Regions from separate parts of the Homo sapiens genome. Here region 2 is linked to region 1. Evidence: read pairs that join two places in POLR2A ChIA-PET (ENCODE). Cell type or tissue: OCI-LY7. All regions are shown on one strand. Links, peaks and the distances in the headings refer to the core of each region. The heading gives the core; the rest is flanking DNA.

The links. Peaks named below come from ENCODE experiments on the same cell type or tissue, not always from the same donor. Only the 100,000 strongest peaks of a DNase experiment are listed, where the experiment ranks them.
Region 2: POLR2A ChIA-PET joins it to region 1 with 5 read pairs; 4 of 35 experiments call an interaction of 5 or more read pairs at or near these places.

What each region holds. Positions count from the first base shown.
Region 1 is chr11:129,971,405-129,975,798 of GRCh38, reverse strand. All of the region lies in intron 1 of PRDM10 (PR/SET domain 10), which reads left to right. Among named protein-coding and RNA genes, the nearest start is that of PRDM10-DT, 29 kb to the left of the region's middle. RefSeq lists an enhancer at 3,694-4,241. In OCI-LY7, for the core only: no CTCF peak of the experiment used is centred there; DNase peaks (open chromatin) are centred at 1,717, 2,518, 2,998 and 3,118; H3K4me3 peaks cover 2,069 bases; H3K27ac peaks cover 2,446 bases.
Region 2 is chr11:130,149,622-130,154,015 of GRCh38, reverse strand. No RefSeq gene overlaps it. Among named protein-coding and RNA genes, the nearest start is that of ST14, 8.0 kb to the left of the region's middle. In OCI-LY7, for the core only: no CTCF peak of the experiment used is centred there; DNase peaks (open chromatin) are centred at 2,534 and 3,138; H3K4me3 peaks cover 1,500 bases; H3K27ac peaks cover 2,449 bases.

The sequences.
Region 1 (4,394 bases), core at 962-3,461:
AGGAGCAGTGACTGGCTCCCAGCACTTCGAGGGCGGTGGGTTGGAGACCAGCTCTGCTGACCTGAGCTGGGAGAGAGTGCAGTGGTGGCAGGAAGGGAATGGTGTCAGTGTGGCTGGGCAGAGGAAGGGCCAGTGGGAGGCAGGGTTTGCCTTGAATGTGGGCAGTAGTGGCCCTGGGGTGGCAAGGGTTTATTCATTGTCATGATGGGAAAGGTGCCAGTGAAGTCCCATTCCCACCATGGGGGAGTGGGATGGTCATTACTACCAGGGCCATCTCCAGCAGTTTTTATTTACGTTTTTTATAGCAGTAAAATATATACAGAAAGTGAAATTTACCGTTTAACTATTTTTAGGTGTAAATTTTTTTTTTTTTGAGATGGAGATTCGCGCCTGTTATCCAGGCTGGAGTGCAATGGCATGATCTTAGCTCACTGCAACCTCCGCCTCCCCAGGTTCAAGCAATTCTCCTGCCTCAGCCTCCCGAGTAGGGACTACAGGCGCCTGCCACCACACCCGGCTAATTTTTGTATTTTTAGTAGACATGGGGTTTCACTGTGTTTGCCAGGCTGGTCTCGAACTCCTGACCTCAGGTGATTCACCTGCCTCGGCCTCCCAAAGTGCTGGGATTACAGGCGTGAGCCACTATGCCCGGCCTAGTGTAAAATTTAGTGGCATTAAGTACATTCACATTGTTGTGCACCCATCACCATCACCCATTTTCCAAAGTCTTTTACCCCAAGGAAACTCCATCCCCATTGAACAATAACTCCCTGTTCCCCTGCCCTGGCCCCTGGTAACCACTGTTCTACGTTCTGTCTCTGGAGTTGCCTATTCCAGTTACCTCATGTAAGTGGAGCCATACGTTACTTACCCTTTAACGTCTGGCTTATCTCACTTTGCGTAATGTCCTCAAGGTTCCTCCCTGTTGAAGCATGTGCCAGAATTCCCTTCCTTTTTAAGGCTGAATAATATTCCGCTGTATGTACAGACCACAGTTTGTTGACCCATTCCTCAATGGATGGGCACCGTTGGCATTTTGAAGAGCAGCATATCGGGTACTTTATTGAGGTGCCGTTCGTGTCTTCAGGCGTCTGAGAATGGTGGGCGCCCAGCAAGTGTCCCCATATCCTGGTCCTCAGATGTAACTGTGGAGTGGATTTCAACTCAGGAGGTCTTGCTCATGGGAATGATCTTTTAGACTCTTCCACTGTCACTTCTAATTCCTATCTAGTTAGCTCAGAACAATCTGATTCATGTTTCTCTTTTCTTTAGTTTTTCTTTCTCTCCCTCCCCCTCACCTTCTACTTATTCTGTTCACTGTTTATCCAGTTCCTTCTTTCTTAGACTCTTCCCCACTCCCACTCCATTTATTCCTCTTGTCCTCTCATGTCATTTCCTCTAAATGTTATTGCTCTCTTCTGGAATACTCTTTTTTCCTTCTGTTTTTCCATTGCTTTCCTCTCTTTTCTTCTCTTTCCTTTTGTATTCCTTTCTTTCCCCTAGTTTCTTCTTGCTCTACCATTTAAAATTTGTGTCTCAGAAATGACCCTGGTCATTATTTCTTTCATGTAACATATATAAGTGCTTACCATAGTCTAGCCTCTGTTCTCAGCACTTTGCAAATAATATATCATTTAGTCCTGTTTACACCTCTATGAAGGAGATACTGTTCTTGTCTCCATATTACAGGTGATAGAGTTGAGCCACAGAGAGGCTGGGCAATTCGTACCAGGTCAGCTGCTGGTGAGCTGGAGGCGGGGCTGGAAGCCGGGCTGGGTGGCTCCAGTGGGTGCCTGGCCCCTCCACTCTGCACTGCTGAGCGCGCTGGGAATGCAGAATGCTGGAATGCCTTGAGCTAGGCAAGGCAGAGGAATGTTGTAGTTCAAAGTCAAATCAAACATAGTTCTTGTCCTACCTAGCTCCAAAATGTTTAGAATTTTGGATGCAAGTCTTCTGGATACAAGTCTCATCTTTATATCTACATAAGAGTCTTCATCGATGTTTTATCTTACACTGTTCTGTTTCTTCAAGTACCATGATTTTTTTAAAAAATCGTTTCATCTCAATTATAGAGCTGAAAAGGGACTTTGATGAGCTTATTTCACAGAGGGGTAATTGGTATGTCTAAATGCATTTAGTTTTGTTTCCTTGCTTTTTTAAATCACCGACATTGTAACAGATGGTTGCTTAAATTTTTATTTTATTTCAGCGTAATTTATTTCAATTTAATTATGAGTAAATATGCTTTTCTATTTTTCTGGGAATCAAAAGATGGTGTGTAACATAGTTTTAAAGGGAGTATACATTCAAAATGTCATCAAATAAATTAAAATCTGCATCTGGAATTTAATTCATATCTAAGTTGTCTTTTGTCTTGTGCCAGTTCTTGCTGGGAAGGTTCTACCTTGGTGCCTCTTACCTCATTGGTTTCCTTAGCTCAGTTATGCAGGTCCTCATTCATTGCCAACTAGCTTAACTTAATTCACTGGTTTTGGTTCACAGACCTTGAACATTTGCATAGAACTGTTAACAGACATTGCTTAATTTTCACCACTTTTTACCCTAGCAGGTTGCTAATTTGGGCCTTCCTGTGACACTGCTTTTCTCCTTCACTACTCTGCATCAAGCTTTTCTTTGATATGTGGTTGTTATTCGGAGCTTTTATAATCTCATAGGATTACTCTAAAATTTTCAAAGTGGGTATTTTGTAATGAGCTAATTTGTATCCTAGAACTTTTATCTTAGACAAAAGAAAGAAAGAGAAAATACAAATAAAGGAAGAAAAAGGCGCTAAAAAAGTGAAAAACATTTTTGTAACAAGGAGGGAGGGCTCGTCTCTTGCCAGGGGACCACCTTCAAAGGCCTGGGTTTTTGAAGGACGAGTTTTATGTCCAGATCACTGCCCTCTCGAATCTCATTAGCTCTTAAACAGAGGCTGCTGACTTTGCTGGACTATTGTGATGGCTGGTAAAGCACTTTTCCTTGACTTGGGCTACAGAGTGCAGGACTGTTTCTCTAAGCGGGCAGTCAAGGGCCACAAGCTTAAAGAAAGAAAGACAAAGCTAAGATAAACAGTGTTATGCAGAATCAGGAATCTCTTGTTGAAGACTCCTCTAAATCCTTTCCATGATCAGTCCTGTGGCCACACTGTGACCTGGGGTAAGAGTGTTAGAAGTCTCAGCCTCTGATTCTGGTGTTTCCTTTTGCTTGCTGTGAACTTGACGTGATTTTATAAAATAGAAGTTGTTCTAGATGATCTGTTCTCAAACTATGCTCCCTAAAACACTAGTGTTCTAGAGCTGGACAGAGGTGTCTTTCATTTAAGAGAAATCAAGGATAGAATTTGTTTAATTTTGAATTTTCAGTCTCACAAATTTTTGTTAACTCTTTGTTGCTATTGTTGCCAGTCATTTTGAGAGGTGACAGCGTGCTGGCAGTCCCCAGAGCCCTCGCTCGCTCTCGGCACCTCCTCTGCCTGGGTTCCCACTTGGGCGGCACTTGAGGAGCCCTTCAGCCCACCGCTGCACTGTGGGAGCCCCTTTCTGGGCTGGCCAAGGCCAGAGCCAGCTCCCTCAGCTTGCAGGGAGGTGTGGAGGGAGAGGCGCCAGCTGTAACCGGGGCTGCGCGCGGCGCTTGCGGGCCAGCTGGAGTTCTGGGTGGGCGTGGGCTTGGCGGGCCCCACACTCGGAGCAGCCAGCCGGCCTTGCCGCCCCGGGCAGTGAGGGGCTTAGCACCCGGGCCAGTGGCTGCGGAGGGTGTACTGGGTCCCGGCCCACTGGCGCTGCACTCGATTTCTCACCGGGCCTTAGCTGCCTTCCCGCGGGGCAGGGCTCGGGACCTGCAGCCCGCCATGCCTGAGCCTCCCACCCCCTCCGTGGGTTCCTGTGCAGCCCAAGCCTCCCCGACGAGCGCCGCCCCCTGCTCTACGGCACCCAGTCCCATCGACCACCCAAGGGCTGAGGAATGCGAGCGCACGGCACGGGACTGGCAGGCAGCTCCACCTGCAGCCCCGGTGCGGGATCCACTGGGTGAAGCCAGCTGGGCTCCTGAGTCTGGTGGGGACGTGGAGAGTCTTTATGTCTACCTCAGGGATTGTAAACACACCAATCAGCACCCTATGTCTAGCTCAGGGTTTGTGAGTGCACCCAATCGACACTCTGTATCTAGCTGCTCTGGTGGGGCCTTGGAGAACCTTTATGTCTAGCTCAGGGATTGTAAATACACCTATGGGCACTCTGTATCTAGCTCAAGGTTTGTAAACACACCAATCAGCACCCTGTGTTTAGCTCAAGGTTTTTGAGTGCACCAATGGACACTCTGTATCTAGCTGCTCTGGTGGGGCCTTGGAGAACCTTTGTGTCGACACTCTGTATCTAACTAATCTGATGGGGACG
Region 2 (4,394 bases), core at 1,248-3,747, 180 kb before region 1:
GGCGACAGAGCGAGACTCCTTCTCAAAAAAAAAAAAGAAAAGAAAAGAAAACAGAAGACCAGATGTGAGAAGAGATAGAACCTTGCCAACCCTCATGCCAAGCCCTCCATGGGCCCATTCCCAAAACAATCCCTCCTCTCCCCAGTAAGAGTGACCACTCTACTGACATGGATGGTGGTTACTTTCTTGGTTTTTTGTTTTGCTTTGTTTGTTTGTTTGTTTTGAGACAGAGTCTTGCTCTGTCACCCAGGCTTGAGTGCAGTGGCGCGATCTCGGCTCACTGCAAGCTCCGCCTCCCAGGTTCACACCATTCTCCTGCCTCAGCCTCCTGAGTAGCTGGGACTACAGGCACCTGCCACCACGCATGGCTAATTTTTTGTATTTTTAGTAGAGACGGGGTTTCACCGTGTTAGCCAGGATGGTCTCGATCTCCTGACCTCGTGATCGGCCCACCTCGGCCTCTCAAAGTGCTGGGTGGGATTACAGGCATGAGCCACCGCACCCGGCTGTTTGTTTGTTTTTTGAGATGGTCTCTCTCTGTTGCCCAGGCTGGAGTGCAATGGCACAGTCACGGGCTCAATGCAGCCTCGACCTCTCAGGCTCAAGCAGTGCTCCCACCTCAGCCTCCAGAGTTACTGGGACCACAGGTGTGCGCCACCACGCCCAGCTAACTTTTTGGGGTTTTTTTTGGCCATCTTGTATAGAAAGATTTTTTTCTCCCTGTGGTAAGGGGTCTGGCCATGTGGCCCAGGCTGGTCTTGAACTCCTGGGCTCAAGCAATCCTCTCGCCTCAGCCTCTCAAAGCGCTGGGATTATAGGTGTGAGCCACCATGCCCATCTCCTTGTTTTTCTTTATATGGTTTTACAATCCAGGCTTGACTCTCTTTGCACCATAGTTTACTTTCTGCCTGCTTTTTGTTTTCAATGTCTTTTAGGTCATTTTAATTTTAATTTTTTTTTTTTTTTTTTTTGCGATGGAGTTTCGCTCTGTCACCCAGGCTGGAGCGCAGTGGTACAACCTCAGCTCACTGCAACCTCCACCTCCCGGGTTCAAGCAATTATCCTGCCTCAGCCTCCCAAGTAGCTGGGATTACATGCGCCCGCCACCATACCTGGCTAATTTTTTGTATTTTTAGTAGAGACGGGATTTCACCATGCTGGCCAGGCTGGTCTCGAACTTCTGACCTCGTGATTCGCCCGCCTAAGCCTCCCAAAGTGCTGGGATTACAGGTGTGAGCCACCGTGACTGGCCAATTTAAATTTAAATTTTATTTTATTTTATTTTATTTTATTTATTTTATTTTGAGATGGAGTTTGGCTCTATCACCCAAGCTGGAGTGCAATGGCACAATCTCAGCTCACTGCAACCTCTGCCCCCTGGGTTCAAGCAATTCTCCTGCCTCAGCCTCCTGAGTAGCTGGTATTACAGGCACATGCCACCACACCTGGCTAATTTTTGTATTTTAGTAGAGATGGGTTTCACTATGTTGGCCAGGCTGGTCTCGAACTCCTGACCTCAAGTGATCCACCCGCTTCAGCCTCCCAAAGTGCTGGGATTACAGGCATGAGCCACCATGCCCAACTGGTCACTTTTAATTTTTAGGTTCCCACTTCATCTTTTTCACCATCCTTTACAGTTTATTTACTGAAGAAACCAGATCATTTGTTCTGGAGACTTTCCTGCAGTCAGGATTTTGCTGATTGTGTTCTCATAGTGTAGTCTATCTCATGGGTTCCTTGTCCTTTGTATTCCCCGCAAACTGTCATATCCAGAGGCGCCAGCAGATAAAGCTTTGCTTTTTCGGGAGGGAAGATGACTTCACAGGGGCTGGTGTGTTCTTCAACAGGTGACGTGTCTGGTTGTTTCATATTGTGAGTTCTGTGCTTGAATTCTAAATTTGTGAGGAAATGGTAACGGCAAGATTTCAATGTTTCATTCCTTGCTTATTTACTTTCTGGAATACTTCTAGAAAGTGAAATTTCTCATCATCTATTTGGTTACCCAGTGGTAAGGTTTGTATAGGAAAGGAAGGATAAATGCCCGAGTCTCTATGTATTTGTTTATTTATTCATTTTCAGATGGAGTCTTGCTCTGTCGCCCAGGTTGGAGTGCAATGGCACTAACTCTGCTCACTGCAACCTCCACTTCCTGGGTTTAAGGGATTCTCCTGCCTTAGCCTCCCGAGTAGCTGGGACAACAGGCACCCACCATCACGCCTGGCTAATTTTTGTATTTTTAGTGGAGACGGGGTTTCACAAACTGCTTTCACAAACCACTTGTTTTTTGCTTGTTTTTGTATTATTATGAACTCTTGGTATCAAACATATTTGATATGTCTGGGTTCATTGCTGTTTTTATTCTTACTGATGTTCAAAGTGTACCCTCTTTGGCCATTGGGACCTTCTTTAAGTCAGCTCTGAGTCCTTTTGACCCAATTCTTGTCATCTTTGATTTTTTGTTTATTTTCTGGTATGATGTTGCAGTTTCAACTTGTACTTTTCCTGCCCACACATGCAATCAGCTGTTTCTTTAAGACAACCTAATAGCTTTTAGTGAAAAGTGATCCTCTAAGGGGATGTTCATTTCTAGCTGGTCTTTGTTTCTGGGGCTTTTGGTAGACAAAGCCAGAACTTTGTGAAAGAGATAAAACACCCATCATGTTCATATTGATTCTCCCAATTCTAATTTAGGACCACAGAGTACTGACTTATTCGAGCTGAGATCTGTATTTTCTTTTTCACACTGATAATTCTTGTTCTCACATCACTTTTTTTAAAAAAAACTCTGTCTCCTTTATCAAATGAAGGCAACAGGTACAACTTTCCCATTAGAGTTCAGTGAGTTGGCCCTTAGTGGAATTTTTGTCAACTTGCAGCTCACGAACAATAGAATAGCTAATTTGAGGGGAAAAAAAGGAAATTATTTTAAAATTGTTAGGCGGTTCACAGAATGTCTAGGAGGGCCAGAGAGCTGAGAGAGGAGGAAACAGAGCCAGAAACAAGGCCCCAGACACACCACAAGGCTGCAGGGACAGCCCCACTGCTCCCGCCCAAGCTGATACCATCAGAGCTCATCCCCTGAGCCCAGACCCACTCACCAGTGCCGCTGCCGTCCCAGGAGCAGGACGCTTCCACCTGCATCCCACCAGAAAGTGGGCTCACTGCAGTGCCTGCGTCCTTTCTTTGTGGCCTCTTGAGTAAGTCTCTTGTGAGTGCATCTCATTAGATCCTAAGTTACATGTCTGTGCCCTACCTACAAGGGAGCTGAGAAGGAGAGTTCTGGTTTCTGCCTGAGGTAGGCAGGACTCAAAAGATGGAAAGTCTCCAAATCTAAGAGGGTTGTTCAAGAGACACTGGAGTGTCCCTAAACTGGGTAAATGCAGATGCACGGAAATGTGAGTCGAGTCTGGGAGTGTGTTCTGGAAATGCATTTCACTGTGGGCCACTTGTTTGATGCTCTGTGTTTCTCTGACTTCCTCTGCCCTGTCCACATCATCAGCACATCCAAGTTCATCCCTCCTTCCATCTAATATGTGTAGTTCTGGCCCAGCCTGCTCCCTGGCCCAGGGTGTCGCGTGGGGTATACACAGGTTTCATTAAAATCAAAGTCCGCTGATTCCCTTGTTTACATTCTGAGCTCAGTCATCAGCTGAAAACATTTACCATCTAAGAAGTCATTCCCCAAACAGTTTCAATTATTAAGACCATGGATTTACATTTACTATTAATAGTGATATTCTTCACTGTAAATGTATGTTGGGTCTTGAGGTATTAACTAATATTATGAGGCCAATGTGATTAATGAGACTTAAACTTTAAATGCCCAGTACATGAAGACAAGCCACTACAATCTCTTCAGTGCTTAAAGTCATGCAATACTCGATTTAGTAATTTACAAAGTTTCATTAAGAAATGATAAATGCACAGCTTGAGATTTCTTCATTAAATGCTAAAAGCAAAAAGCCATAAACCATGGTGGAATCACTTTTTCTTGCCACAGGAAAAGTGGCTGAAATAATACACAGAAGGCTGGGCACAGTGGCTCACGCCTGTAATCCCAGCACTTTGGGAGGCCGAGGCAGACAGATCACGAGGTCAGGAGTTTGAGACCAGCCTGGCCAATATGGTGAAACCCCCGTCTCCACTAAAAATATAAAAATTAGCTAGGCGTGATGGTGGGTGCCTGTTGTCCCAGCTACTCGGGAGGCTGAGGCAGAAGAATTGCTTGAACCTGGGAGGCAGAGGTTGCGGTGAGCCGAGATCGCGCTACTGCACTCCAGCCTGGGCGACAGAGTGAGACTCCGTCTCAAAACAAACAAACAAAAACCACAGAAAAGGATATGGCAACACTATAGTCCATTCTTCTGTCAGTAAATACTGTTAGAAGATACACA